Regions from separate parts of the Homo sapiens genome. Here regions 2, 3, 4 and 5 are each linked to region 1. The links are chromatin contacts, found by Hi-C or POLR2A ChIA-PET in ENCODE. All regions are on one chromosome and are shown on one strand. Each heading gives the region's core, a stretch centred on a gene start or an enhancer-like site at or near the end of the contact. The rest is flanking DNA. Distances are from core to core; before and after follow the strand shown. Region 1 holds the start of UBALD1 (UBA like domain containing 1). Region 2 holds the start of NAGPA-AS1 (NAGPA antisense RNA 1). Region 3 holds the start of ADCY9 (adenylate cyclase 9). Region 4 holds the start of ALG1 (ALG1 chitobiosyldiphosphodolichol beta-mannosyltransferase). Region 5 overlaps SEC14L5 (SEC14 like lipid binding 5).

What was found. A loop is a pair of places that touch in the nucleus more often than their neighbours do. ChIA-PET counts read pairs that join two places held with the same protein, here RNA polymerase II (POLR2A). Pooled maps may share reads with other maps.
Region 2: a loop to region 1 is called in a pooled map, with 11 times the contacts of the local background. The contact joins the promoter of NAGPA-AS1 here to the promoter of UBALD1 in region 1. A Hi-C loop is called at or near these places in 1 of 37 single-sample maps with no recorded cell type and 12 of 50 pooled maps. POLR2A ChIA-PET finds 5 or more read pairs at or near these places in 4 of 52 experiments (CD4-positive, alpha-beta T cell, H1, T-cell and 1 more).
Region 3: a loop to region 1 is called in a map of B cell, with 6 times the contacts of the local background. The contact joins the promoter of ADCY9 here to the promoter of UBALD1 in region 1. A Hi-C loop is called at or near these places in 1 of 168 maps with a recorded cell type or tissue (B cell) and 6 of 50 pooled maps. POLR2A ChIA-PET finds 5 or more read pairs at or near these places in 1 of 52 experiments (naive thymus-derived CD8-positive, alpha-beta T cell).
Region 4: a loop to region 1 is called in a map of gastrocnemius medialis, with 2.7 times the contacts of the local background. The contact joins the promoter of ALG1 here to the promoter of UBALD1 in region 1. A Hi-C loop is called at or near these places in 2 of 168 maps with a recorded cell type or tissue (CD4-positive, alpha-beta T cell and gastrocnemius medialis), 3 of 37 single-sample maps with no recorded cell type and 13 of 50 pooled maps. POLR2A ChIA-PET finds 5 or more read pairs at or near these places in 1 of 52 experiments (A673).
Region 5: a pooled map shows a loop between it and region 1 (4-fold over the local background). The contact joins the enhancer-like site here to the promoter of UBALD1 in region 1. A Hi-C loop is called at or near these places in 2 of 50 pooled maps. POLR2A ChIA-PET finds 5 or more read pairs at or near these places in 4 of 52 experiments (GM10248, H1, WTC11 and 1 more).

Annotation. Positions count from the first base shown.
Region 1 is chr16:4,613,441-4,616,140 of GRCh38, reverse strand. It overlaps UBALD1 (UBA like domain containing 1), which reads left to right and starts at 1,253. Exons shown (of 3, transcript NM_145253.3): 1 at 1,253-1,463. The coding sequence starts at 1,344. RefSeq lists enhancers at 1-59, 1-468, 469-1,041 and silencers at 993-1,232, 1,573-1,672, 1,713-1,822, 1,903-2,072.
Region 2 is chr16:5,032,401-5,035,100 of GRCh38, reverse strand. It overlaps NAGPA-AS1 (NAGPA antisense RNA 1), which reads right to left and starts at 1,399. Exons shown (of 2, transcript NR_038913.1): 1 at 1,040-1,399. NAGPA (N-acetylglucosamine-1-phosphodiester alpha-N-acetylglucosaminidase) reads left to right here and starts at 1,166. Exons shown (of 10, transcript NM_016256.4): 1 at 1,166-1,272; 2 at 1,373-1,828. The coding sequence starts at 1,187. RefSeq lists enhancers at 1,055-1,234, 1,428-1,929.
Region 3 is chr16:4,115,086-4,117,785 of GRCh38, reverse strand. It overlaps ADCY9 (adenylate cyclase 9), which reads left to right and starts at 1,344. Exons shown (of 11, transcript NM_001116.4): 1 at 1,344-2,096; 2 at 2,301-2,700. The coding sequence starts at 2,344. RefSeq lists a silencer at 1,137-1,206.
Region 4 is chr16:5,070,393-5,073,092 of GRCh38, reverse strand. ALG1 (ALG1 chitobiosyldiphosphodolichol beta-mannosyltransferase) reads right to left here and starts at 1,250. Exons shown (of 13, transcript NM_019109.5): 1 at 1,036-1,250; 2 at 65-142. The coding sequence starts at 1,243. RefSeq lists enhancers at 791-850, 1,021-1,130, 1,161-1,220.
Region 5 is chr16:4,975,540-4,978,239 of GRCh38, reverse strand. The region is part of intron 2 of SEC14L5 (SEC14 like lipid binding 5); the gene reads right to left. Among named protein-coding and RNA genes, the nearest start is that of SEC14L5, 19 kb to the right of the region's middle. Within about 2 kb of position 1,304, at least 8 of the 41 ENCODE cell types and tissues checked have a DNase peak (open chromatin) inside an H3K27ac peak, as active enhancers do.

The DNA.
Region 1 (2,700 bases), core at 4-2,503:
GCTGGCCCCGCCAGCCTGTCCCAGGCGCCGTCCAGAGGGTCATGGGGCTACAGTGGGGCAGGCCCAGAGCCAGGCTAGGAAGGACCCATGCCACGAGTGGGCGATGAGAGATTGAGTGAGGAGAGCTAGGAGGCTAGCTATAGGCGGTGACGTGCGGCGGAGCTTTTAAGTGGCTCATTCATTCATTCACTGAACGAGTATTTGTCGGCGCCTACAGTGTGCCGGGCCTTTCAGCCTAGACCAGCCGATTTGGGCCAAAATTCCTAGAGACCCCTCTCTTAAGGGCGTGCCTACTATTTAACACAGAGCGATGCCAATCACAGAGGGGTTCAGGGTCCCTAGGTCTTAGCAAAGACGCCTGTGGCCCGGCGTTTGCGCCCATGCACAGATCTGTATGCCCCACCTTGGGACCCCAATTCGTGCCAGAGCAGGGGCACGGGTGCCACCGAGAGCAATGAGGGCGACATGGACGTGCCTGGCTCTGGTCACGGTCTGGACAGCTGCGCACAGTAGGCACTTAGCGTTCAGTCACAGTCCCCGGGGCATGGCAAAGACGTCTGTGGCCTGGCGTTTGCGCCCATGCACAGATCTGTGGCCCCGGCCTCTGGGCTCCTAATTCCCGCCAGAGCAGGGGCGTGGGTGCCACCGAGAGCAACGAGGGCGACGTGGACGTGACTGGCTCTGGTCCCAGCTCAGGCGCCTGCACACATTAGGCACTCAGTTTTCAGACACCGTTCCTGGGCCTTGGCAAAAACGCCTATGCACGAACCTGAGGCCCCCGCCTGCGGACCTCCATCCGTGCCAGAGCAGGGGCCGGGTGCCACCCAGAGCAACGAGGGCGACGTGGACTCCCCCAACCCTGGTCACGGCCCGGGCATCCACACACAGTAGGCGCTCACAGTTCAGACACGGTCCCCAGGCCTTGGCCAAGATCCTGTGGTCAGGCATTTGCGCCCATGCACAGACGTGGCCCCCGCCAGCGGACCCCCATCCGTGCCAGAGCAGGGGCACGGGTGCCACCGAGAGCAACGAGGACGACGTGGACGCGCCCGGCTCGGGTTACGGCCCGGACATCCGCACAGCGGGCGCTCGGTGCTCAGACACGCCCCTTCCCGGGCTTCGCGTCCCCTAGGGTGCCGGCCCCGCTCCCCCGGGGCGCCCGGCGCACCGTGGGGACTACATATCCCAGCATGCCGCGGCGCCGGCGGAGCGAGGCGAGGCGCGGTGAGTCAGAGCCGCACAGTAAATATTTGTATTAGCCGGAGCCGGCTCGCTAATGGTGGACGCGTGAGGCGGAGGCGCGGGCGGAGGAGGGAGGCCGGAGCGGGCAGCGCGGCGGCGCCATGTCCGTGAACATGGACGAGCTCAAGCACCAGGTCATGATCAACCAGTTCGTGCTGACGGCGGGCTGCGCGGCCGACCAGGCGAAGCAACTGCTGCAGGCGGCCCACTGGCAGTTCGAGGTGCGCGGCGCCGGAGCCGGGCGAGGGCCGGGGCCACGGGCGGAGTGTGTCCCGCGTGGCCGCCGGGCGGGGGCGGACGGCGTGGACGCGTGCCGGCTGTGCGCCCCCTCCGGGCCGCAGACCCGACCCGCTTTCCCGACGGCGGTGCCCGGCGTCCGGATCCCAAGGGCTCGCGGCGGGCGGAGGTGGGAACCGGGCCACCGGTCGGGGATACGCCGCCCCCGCGGGGCCGCGAGTCCCCCGGGATCGAGACGGGGACCCCCCCCACCCCTTTTGTCCGGGTAACGGCCGAGGGCCGGGCGGCCCCGCGGTGCAGACGGACAGTCGGGCGGGCGGCCGGAAGGAGGACGCCCCAGGCCTCGGCAGAGCTGGGCCGGAGGGCGGAGCCGCTCCGGGCGAGTGGTCCGAGGGTCCGCGTGCCTGGTGGGCGGTCGGCGGCGTGCGCACACGTCCATGTGCATTTGTGTTTACGCACGCACCGCGCCACGGCGTCGGCCGGGCACCGGGGAGGTGGCGGACCTGCGGGCACGTTGGCGCGCGTGTGAACGCGCAGCCCCCTGGTGCGTTTGGTGTGTGATCAACGCGTACACATGTGGCGGGTGTGCAGATGCCGCCCGTGCCCGGCACGGTGTGATGTGTGTACACGGCCTGGAGTGTAGGGGTGGCGTGTCGGAGCCCCACACTACACCACAGGGATGAGCGTGTATCCCCTTCAGAGGTGTGCCTGGGGACTCCGTGTGCGCGACTAGGTGCTCTCCTGGGGCTGGCAGGGGCATCTGTCCCTTTACCGGTGCAATGGGGAGGGTGCACACGGTTCACCAGCTTTCGGGCTAGCTGGGTAGGAGGTGATGCTGCCCCGGTCTGGCACCCACTCCCCCGGGCCTCTCCTAACCCATAGGACAGTAGTGCTCCTGGCTTGTGCTGCCCAGAGGCTACCTGGCTTTCCCTAATTCACCGACCCCAGGATTAACCCCATGGTGGTTGGTATCAGGGGATGAGGCCAGAGCCCTTTGAGCTGTGCCCCTCACAGGGGTAGGGTCATGGCCTCAGCCATCCCGGTACCATCTGTGCCCAGCCGGGGACTGGGAACCTGGTTTCTCCATGAGGAGCCATCCCAGGGCCTGCAGGAGGGACTAGAAGCCAGAGGACTCTGAGGCTCCGCTTCCTGGGGACTGCAGGGGGATCAGAATGTCCCAAGCTTGGGACAGTCTGGGAAGGCAGTGGCCATCCCATCCAG
Region 2 (2,700 bases), core at 150-2,649, 420 kb before region 1:
CGCACCATTGCACTCCAGCCTGGGTGACAAGAGCAAAACTCTGTCTTAAAAAAAAAAAAAAAAAAAGCTTTTTGCATTCAGCTGTAACCCGACAATCCACTCGGACTCCCGTCTCCACTTTGGAGAGCTTTCTTCTTTCCCTTATTAAACGTTCGCTCCAACCCCACCCTTGTGTCCACGCTCCTTAGTTTTCTTGGAGGTAGGACAAAGAACCCCGGGACTAGTTCAGACAAGGAGAAACTGCTATATTAAGGTGCACTGGCAAGACCGCAACAGTATCAAGCCAATTAGACTTGCCGTGGCTCCTGGAATGGCCCACGCACTGCACTGGCACCAAGACACCACCCAACCCTGGACACTGCACTGGGACAGGAGGCCTGAAGAGAAGAATCCTCTCAAAGGAAGCTTGAAGTACATGCTACAAAATAAACTGGCTTCTATACTCAGGGCCAGCTTCATGGGCTCACTCAGAAGGTCCCTGGCTTGCTGCAACCATTTGCTCTGACCATCTTGAAATTCTTAATAGTTTTCTGGGTTTTTTAGTAAGTGTCCCCACGTTTTCATTTTGCATTGAGTCACACAAATCATGTAGCTGGGCTGTCTTCAAAAATGTCAAGGTAGTAAAAGACAAAAGGCTGAGGAGCCTTCCAGATGAAGAGATCAAAGAGACATGACAACTAAAAGCAACTCCTGGGTTACAGGGTCAGGGGCGGACAAAAAGGAAAAGAAAAAAAAAGACATTAGAGGGACAATTGAAGGTTAGCTGTGGATGACATCACAGAAATGTCAATGGGAGTTGTCCTAATGATATTTGCCCTGTGGTTAAGAAAATGCCCTTGTTCTTAGGAGATTCATGGCGAGGTATGGGGTAAAGGATCATGACATCTGCAATTTGGTTGCCATTGGTTCAGGAAAAAAAAAAAACAAAGTACAAATGATTGAGTAAATCAGGCAAGCCTAAACCACTGCTAAACATGAATAACAGTTCTACGAGAGTTCTTTATGCTCTCCTTGCAACTTCCTGTAGGTTTGAGATTACCTGGAGATAAAAAGTTAACATCACCAGCACCGCCCGCCAGCCCGCCAGCCGAAAAGAGCGCAGGTAATTCAGTCCGAGCTGAAAGCGGCCACCCTGGGACTTGAGTCACGTGAGGCGAGCCCACATGACCCGAGGCCCCGGTCCAATATGGCGACCTCCACGGGTCGCTGGCTTCTCCTCCGGCTTGCACTATTCGGCTTCCTCTGGGAAGCGTCCGGCGGCCTCGACTCGGGGTGAGTGCAGCTCCCTGGGCCAGCCTGGTTCGGGGGGTCCCCCCTGTCCTCCGAGCTCACGAGGACAGCCCCCTGAGCTCACGGCCGCCCGTCCCCGCAGGGCCTCCCGCGACGACGACTTGCTACTGCCCTATCCACGCGCGCGCGCGCGCCTCCCCCGGGACTGCACACGGGTGCGCGCCGGCAACCGCGAGCACGAGAGTTGGCCTCCGCCTCCCGCGACTCCCGGCGCCGGCGGTCTGGCCGTGCGCACCTTCGTGTCGCACTTCAGGGACCGCGCGGTGGCCGGCCACCTGACGCGGGCCGTTGAGCCCCTGCGCACCTTCTCGGTGCTGGAGCCCGGTGGACCCGGCGGCTGCGCGGCGAGACGACGCGCCACCGTGGAGGAGACGGCGCGGGCGGCCGACTGCCGTGTCGCCCAGAACGGCGGCTTCTTCCGCATGAACTCGGGCGAGTGCCTGGGGAACGTGGTGAGCGACGAGCGGCGGGTGAGCAGCTCCGGGGGGCTGCAGAACGCGCAGTTCGGGATCCGCCGCGACGGGACCCTGGTCACCGGGTGAGGAGGCAGGGAGCCCCGTGCTGTCGAGGGCAGAGGGCCTGAGATTTGGGTTGTAGCCGTGCCTCCGTGTTCAAGTCACTTAACCAAGCTGAGCCCCTGTTTCCTCCTCTGCAGAATGGGGATAGGAATCGCTTCCTTGCAGAGTTTATTCATCATCCAGTATCATTGAGCACTTGCTTGTATCAGGCAATGTGCCGCGCCCCGGTGAGATAGCCGTGAACAACACAGTCTTTGCCTTAACAGCCCTCCCCCATTACTAGAAAAATCAACAAAAGCCGGGTAAATAGCTAACATACATTCTGATTGCTGTGTGTGCAGCAAAGCAACCAACGGGGTGAACCCGTTGTAAATAGTGTTGATTTTAGGGAGGGTGATCTGGAACACGCCTCTCCGAGGTGACCTTTGAGTGGGAACTTGAAGATGAATCACTAAGTGAGCCAAGGTCAGAACTGGAGGAAGAGCGTTTCAGTCCAAAGGAACCCCACGCACAAAGGCTCAGAGGCTCAGGGGGGCTTGTGTGTATGAGGGACTGAAAAAGGAGTGGGGTGTCAGAAACATCAACTCATCAAGACTGATGATTTTTTTTTTTTTGAGACAGAGTCTTGCTCTGTTGCCCAGGATGGAGGGCAGTGGCATGATACCGGCTCACTGCAACCTCTGCCTCCCGGGTTCAAGCGATTCTCCTGCCTCAGCCTCTGGAGTAGCTGGGACTACGGACGTGTGCCACCACGCCCGGCTGATTTTTGTATTTTTAGTAGAGACGGGATGGGGTGGGGAACGGGGGAGTGGGTTCACCATATTGGCCTGGCCGGTCTCGAACTCCTGACCTCAAGTGATCCACCCACCTCAGCCTCCCAAAGTGCTGGGAT
Region 3 (2,700 bases), core at 95-2,594, 500 kb after region 1:
TTTTTGTATTTTTAGTAGAGATGGGGTTTCTCCGTGTTGGTCAGGCTGGTCTCGAACTCCCGACCTCAGGTGATCCGCCCACCTCGGCCTCCCAAAGTGCTGGGATTACAGGCGTGAGCCACCGCTCCCGGCCTAAACCACTTTAAAGTGTATGATTCAAGGGCAGTATGTAGATTCATCCTGTTGGATCATTTCTAGACTTTTTCATCATCCTAAAACGAAACCCCAAGCTGCTTATCTTCCTCCCCTAGCACCTGGCAACCTCCAATCTGTGTCGCCTCTACGGATTTGCCAATTCGAGACATTTCATCTGGATGGAATCATACGCTATGTGGCCTTTTTTGTTTGGCTTCTTTCACTAGCATAACGTTTCCCGGGTTCCTCCACACTGCAGCATGCATCGGTGCTCCATTCCTTTTTGTAGCCGAATAATATTCCATTGCATGGACAGATCACATTTTACTTTTATTTTCTAATTCAACAGTGAGACCTGGTGTGGGCCCCGGCGCTGGGCCTGGGAGGCGAGGGAGGGGATGGAAGAGAGCCCCGTGACTGGCAGGAGGCACTGTGGAGTGTGGGGAGAAGGGGTCGGGATCTGCATGCTAGAGAGAATAGGATTTTATTTACACGTGGCAATGTTTATGGAGGCCAATGCACAACTGCCATTATGGGACGCGGACTCCTTTGAAAGTCTCATTTGTGTAAAAGGAAAAGCAGTAGTTCATGAGGAGGGGGAGAAGGGCTCAAGGACAGCAAGGTAAACTACCCCTGGGGCGGGGGAACGTGGTCGTCGGTGGGCCCAGCTTTGGAGGCTAGGCCCGTGAAGGTCGCCCCGTGAGCAGGTCCAGGGCAGGCCGAGTGCCCCGGGGCCCGCATTCATTGCTTACAGAGCAAGGGGAGCCTCCCGGGAGGGAAATCCAACGGTTGGAAACTTCGATTTATCCCAAAGGCGTGCCGAGTGGGAAGGCAACATTTTGATTTCCCAAACGTTGCGGCCAGCGGCTTCTTCCACGGCAGGCGCCTTCAGGTCTCTCCGCAGGGTCGGGACCCCGGGCGGCGCGCGGCCTCTGGGACGCCGAGGGAGGGCGGGCCCACAGCGCCCGGAGCGCGGACAGCGGCCACAGCCCGCCGCCTAGAAGCGGCGCCGCCCGGGGCGGGGGGCGGAGCCGAGCGCGCGCCCCGCCCCGCCCCGCCCCGCCCCGCAGCCCCAGCCCAGCGCGCGCACCAAGGCGGGGCGGCGCGCGGCCCGTGCGCGTGTCCGGGGCCAGGAGGCGGTGGCGGCGAGCGCGGGCCGCGCGTGCGCGCTGCGGCTGGGCGAGGGGCGGCGCGGGCGCGCGTCTGTCAGTGACAGCGGGCGGGGCAGGGGCCGGAGATGGTGGCGGCGGCAGCTCTTCCGACATGAGGCAGCGGCCGCGGGGGACACGGCGGCGGGCGCGGCGGCGGCCGCATCTCTAGCTCGGGGAGGCGGCCCCCGGCGTGGGCGCGGGCGGGCGGGCGTCCCGGCCGGCGTCGCGGGAGCCCGGCTCTGCGGCAGCGTCTGCACCGCCGCCCGGCGAGGGGCCCGCGTCCGTGGTTCCACGCGCTCGGTCCCGGGACAGCTGCGGCCGCGGCGGGAGCGGCGGCGCACTCGGGGGGAAGCAGGCCCCACTAGACGGGCCGCGCCGACGGGCTCCGCGCACTCGCAGCCCGGGGCGCCCCCACCCCCAGCGCCCGCCGCCGCGGGCAGGGCCGGCCCGGAGCGCGGGGGGCGGCCGGGGAGCGCGAGCCGGGGGCGCCCGCCGAAGCTCGCTGCTCCGGGTCGGGGTCCGGGCCCGGGGCCGGCCGCGCGCCGCCTTTGACGCATCGGAGCGCGGCTCCTGCAGGATGGAGGGCTCCGCGCCGCCAGCGGAGTTGTTTGTGCGCAGGCGGCTCGCGGGGCTGGGAGCGCTCAAGGTCTGAACTTCCCTCCGGAGCCGCAGCTGGAGGAGGCGAGCGCGCGAGGAGGAGAAGCCGCGCGGCGCGGAGGCCACCCTCGGGGCGAGAGGCGCGGAAGGCGAGCGAGCAAAGCGGTCCCGGAGCCACGGCGGCCACGCGGCGGGGACCCCCGGGCGTTCTAGGTCCGTCCCGAGCGGTTCTCGTGCGCCTCGAAGGTGGGGGCGGTGGGGGCGGTGGGAGCACCGCTGAGCCGGGAACCACAGGAACAGATGGTGCCTGTCCAGGTCGCGTGCTGGAGCCGCCCCTTAGGACAGGAGCAGGTCCCGGGCCTCTAGGCGTGCATGCCTAGGTGGGAGCGCCGCTAACTCTCCCCGTTTTGCTGGCAGGTACTGGTGACCCCGGCCGGGGCAGGCCCCGGGACTCGACAACATGGCTTCCCCACCCCACCAGCAGCTGCTGCATCACCACAGCACCGAGGTGAGCTGCGACTCCAGCGGGGACAGCAACAGCGTGCGCGTCAAGATCAACCCCAAGCAGCTGTCCTCCAACAGCCACCCCAAGCACTGCAAATACAGCATCTCCTCTAGCTGCAGCAGCTCTGGGGACTCCGGGGGCGTCCCCCGGCGAGTGGGCGGCGGAGGCCGGCTGCGCAGGCAGAAGAAGCTGCCCCAGCTGTTCGAGAGGGCCTCCAGCCGCTGGTGGGACCCCAAGTTCGACTCGGTGAACCTGGAGGAGGCCTGCCTGGAGCGCTGCTTCCCGCAGACCCAGCGCCGGTTCCGGTATGCG
Region 4 (2,700 bases), core at 1-2,500, 460 kb before region 1:
CAAACGAACACCCCCTGCCCCCAGCCCATGGATTCAGAGGATTCTGGAGTTGACGGCATCCTACCTGCAAGACTCTGAAGTTCTGTCAACCCCACAATCTGAATTCTGTTGTTCTGCAAGAGCTCATCATGGGGTTTGGAGTCTGAAAAATGAGAATGATCCCTTTAATGTACCAGAAGCAGCAATCTAAAGTCAGATAATCTCCCAACTCAGGCTGAATCACGGACAGTGTTTTGGAAAGTAAGATATTTCAAAACCTCTCTCTGCTCCTCACTAGCCAGAACAGAGAATGCGGCCAATTCTTGTTCAGATTGCTCTAGGAGGCACACAGAGATAGGGCCTGAATCTTACCTACCTTCACTTAACATGATGCCTGGCAAACAGTAGGTGCTCAATTAAACTAATCTAGATTGTCTGGATAGTGGAATTTTCCCACCACAGAGCCATCCCTAGGAAGTCCCACTCTACCCCATCACCCTAGGATAGCAGATTCTAAACAGGGATTAAAGGCAACTAGTGCTGTTCCCACTTCTTCCTGAGATGGGGTTGAGCTACCCTCTCAAGATACCAACGTGGAGAATAATGAGGGAGCAGACACCGCTGCCCTGCACACTGTGGGGAAAAGCTGGACATGAAGAACAAATGAAAACATCTGTCTGCAGAGCTCTGCGTTGAGGGATGAGGAATGAAATATCCTGTCAGCTCAGACATAGCCTGACAAGGGTAGCTGCACAGGGACGTAGCTACCAGCACTAGCCCTGGAGTTCCACGCACCTGGGTTCCACTTACTAGGAGAATTACGTGAGACCACGCAATGGATTCACTTAACACACTTCTGACACGTGGCAAGATTAACGCCGGCTATACCTAGAGACCCACCCAGGAAAGGCTGGGGCAGAACCGCTCGTCTAATCTCGGAGAGCTGCCCAAAGGCGGCGACTAAAGGAGCACTTCCGCCTCGACTCCCCGGGGCGGTTAGAACCGAGGATCAACGGCTGAGAGAGCATCGTCCCTCCCAGACCCTTGGCCACTCACTGCAGAACCCCAGGAGGGTCACCGAGAAGCCGTGCATGGCCAACGACAGCGCGTGGTACTGCATACGGGGGCTGCGGCCCACGTCGCCCAGCACCACCGCTACTACATGCCGGGCCGCCCGCCCCCGGCGCCAGCGCTTCCATCCTCCCAGCAGCAGCAGCGGCAGCAGCAGACACAGCGCCAGCAGGACCAAGCATGAGGCCGCCATCTTGGCTGGCCCGCAGCAGTCACGTGACCGCGCTTCCTCGCGCTGTGCGCAGCCGCAGACCGAGCCTCCGAAGTGGGCCGAGAGGGCGAGAAGTGGACGCGGTTCCCTAACAGGGGCCCGGGGAACCCCCAGGAGCCCCTCGGGGCCAAGAATTAGTAGTAGTAGGACACACGCACATACACCAGATTCCCTACACACCAGTGTATTTCCCCGACTAAAGTAAAGCTGTTACTGTATTGGGATCTAAGAACTCTCTTCAGGATTCAAAGATAATTTCAAAATATAGTGACACAAGAATTTGGATAAATTTCATCCTAACATTGATAAAGGAGCCAGATGCTGACGAGTACGAATTGTAGAGTTCCGTCTATGTAAATAAAAACCAGTCCTCGCTGTTAGAAGTTAGGGGCTGGTGGGTTCTGCTTCTGGATCTGGTGCTGGTAATGTGGGTGTGCTGCATTTGGGGCGGTACCTCAAGCAGCAGATTACCTGCCCATTTTCCAGGGTGTACATCACACTTAATAAAACATTTAAAAGGTAGAGAGGGGGAAGGACAAACAAGGAAGTAAACACCATCATGATTTTGCTTAAGTATCAATGGCTAGAAAGGAAATTTCCACAGTGACCCTCCAATTTCACCTCCCAAAGTAGCCATAGTGAGAGTTTAATGTGTGTCTCTGCGATGGCCTGTATTAGTCCGTTTTCATGCTGCTGATAAAGACATACCCGAGACTGAGCACTTTACATAAGAAAGAGGTTTCATGGACTTACAGGTCCACATGGCTGGGAAGGCCTCACCATCATGGCAGAAGGCAAGGAGGAGCAAGTCACCTCTTACATAGATGGCAGCAGGCAAAAAGAGAGCTTCTGCAGGAAAACTCCTTTTTATAAAACAATCAGGTCTCGTGAGGCTTATTCACTATCACGAGAACGGCACGGGAAACACCTGACCCCATGATTCAGTTACCTCCCACTGGGTCCCTTCCACACAACACATGGGAATTCAAGATGAGATTTGGGTGGGGACACAGCCAAACCGTATCATGACCTTTTTTCTTTGAAAGCGGTCCCTTGCAGAGAAACACCAAGAGCTCACTGGTGATGCTACCCCATTGCCTCCACTTGGGAGCTGCCGCAGAACCTGGAGAGCCACCACCCAGACCGTATTCAACAAACAAACAAGACTCCTCCCCTGATGAGGACCACAGGCAGCACCCACGGGACAGGGTAGCCCACATGGATGTGGCTCCCCAGTGTCCCTGGGCTCAGCTCAGGGCTTGGCACACTTTGCATCTGCTTTTCACAATTGCCCCATCACTCCCTTTCTATGGATTCAGAAGGGACAGCTCACGCCTTAAGCCAGACCTTGAAACCCGAGCTTTCAGAAGGAAAGGAAGGACGAGTAAGTATCTGCAGACAGCAGGGATGGGCATACAAACATGCTGGCAGCGGCATTT
Region 5 (2,700 bases), core at 55-2,554, 360 kb before region 1:
GGTTTCACCGTTTTAGCCGGGATGGTTTTGATCTCGGGGCCTCGTGATCCGCCCGTCTCGCCCTCCCAAAGTGCTGGGATTACAGGCGTGAGCCACCGCGCCCGGCCAAGATCTTGTTTCTTTAAAAAATAAAATAAAGGCTGTGCACAGTGGCTCACACCTATCCTCCCAGCACTTTGGGAGGCCGAGGCAGGTGGATCACTTGAGGCCAGGAGTTCAAGACAAGCCTGGACAACATAGTGAAACCCTGTCTCTACTAAAAATGCAAAAAATTAGCCAGGCGTGGTGGTGCGCACCTGTAATCCCAGCTACTCGGGAGGCTGAGGCATGAGAATTGCTTGAACCTGAGAGGAGGAGGTGGCAGTGAGCCGAGATCATGCCACTGTACTCCAGCCTGAGCGACAGAGACTCCATCTCAAAAATAATAATAATAAATAAATAAATAAAATAAAAACACTGGCTGAATAAAATTCAAACGCCTGCCAAGTGGAGAGGGACCTTACCTAGAAGGGACCAGGGAGCCCCGGAAGGTTATAGAGCACCTCTCTTCGCAGGATGGTTGTGAGGCCTTCACAGGTCCTGGGCTCTACCCATGTCAATCACATCACACACATTAAAATGCATCCACTTTCCGTGATTTACATATACATGAGCTCATCACAGTTGAGGTCCAGATGACAGCCTGGCATGAAGTTGCCCTTGGTAGGCATTTAATTCAGCATGTGTTCATTTTAACTCTGCAGGTTTCTTTTTCTTTTCTTTTTTTTTCCTTTTTTTTTTTTTTTTTTTTTTTGAGACGGAGTCTCACTCTTTCGCCTAGGCTGGAGTGCAATGGCACGATCTCAGCTCACTGCCGCCTCCGCCTCCTGGGTTCAAACGATTCTCCTGCCTCGGCCTCCCAAGTACCTGGGATTACAGGCACCCACCACCACACCCAACTAATTTTTGTACTTTTAGTAGAGATGGGGTTTCACCATGTTGGCCAGGCTGGTCTCGAACTCCTGACCTCAAGGGATCTGCCTGCCTCAGCCTCCCAAAGTGCTGGGATTACAGGCGTGAGCCACTGCACCTGGGCCTGCAGGTTTCTTTTTGTATTCTGGAATAATTACATTTATTTTCTTTCCTTGTTAAACATTGCTGTGACCTTGAGAAACTGTGGGCCGCAGGCACCCTGCCCTGGGAGAGGCCCTGGCAGAGACCAAACAGGGCCCAGCCCCTGTGCCTTTCATACCTCCCAAGGTCCTACGGGATCAAACAGCTGACGGGACCTTTCTGTGTTGGAAACCAGCTCACACCACTAGTTTTGTCCCTGCCTAAGAGCCTCAGCTGCCGGCTCCTGTCCCTACAGTTGGCTTGACCACCCACAAATGAGACCTGAGCCTCTCCCTGCTAAACAAACACATGGTTTGGTGCTCTCAGGAACACAAGGCCACAGAAGGATTCAGTTACAGCCCTTCTGCCAGGTGGCTGGAGAGGACATCCAAGCCTGCCTGCTCAGAAAAGGAGATGGTCCAAAGCCCAGAGCCCACAGCTGCAGGGCCACAGTGGGGCAGGCAGGGACCAAGCAGGGCTGCCTCTTACGGGTCCCCATCCTGGAAAATCCATATTGACACAATTAGCATCTGGAGATGGGAGGCTGGAGCTAAATAGCCCTGAATTCCCACCCAGACTTGCCCAATTCCAGGCTGGGTAACCCCTCTTTCATTTGTAAAGTGCAATAATCATAGAACCTCCCAACTAGCACTCAGGTGGGCCTATTTTATTGCTTCATACATCACAACTACTGAAATAGGGTCATCAGCCGCTGATATCCCTGAATTTGCAGTGCTTTGCAAAATGCCTAGCACATAGTCCACACTCAATAGACATTTACAGGATGAATGAATGAACAACAGCATAGCACCGCCCTTAAGAGAGTGGGCTCTGGGGCCTGGGTTGGGATCTCTGCTCTGCCTCTCATCAGCTGTGTGAAAAAATCATCAAGCTCTCAGTTCCTTAATTCCTTTGTGTGTAAAAGGGGAAGTAAGAAAAGTAGCTACCTTGCTACTTGTCAGAAGAATAAAGGAGTCAGCTCATGCAATGTGCTTAGAGCAGTGCCTGGCACATGGTTCATTCTACATCACCATTTAAGTAAATTTAAATTTTAAAAATGAGTGAGATTCTGTAAAGTACAAAAAGCTATTTCTGCTAATCACTTGACAGATGATCCCTCCTCCCCTCCTTCCTTCCTTCCTGTTCTTCCTCATCCAAATTCAAAGGAAGCTGGAATGCCACTTACGCCAAAACGTCCAGTAAGAATGCAGAAAGAATATCCAAGCTGCACCAACATCTTCCAGCCCAATGCTCTCCCTTCCCTTTTCTATTCTGCAGGCCTGATTTGGGGGCCTGGCCACTACGCAGCCACTGAGTAAGGTGCCCCCATCGCCTGTCATACTCTTCAGGAGTCTCCCTATCAACCCCTTTCCTTCCCCCTGCAAGTCTAGGGGACCTCAGCACAGATGTGATATCAATCTACTCACCTCCTCCAACTCTTTTTTAAAAAATTGAAATATGGGTATCTACCCAAAGGAAAAGAAGTCATTATGTGAAAAAGACACATACACATGTATGTTTATAGCAGCACAATTCACAATTGCAAAAATATGGAGCCAACCCAAACGCCCATCAACCAATAAGTGGATTTTAGAAACGTGGTATATA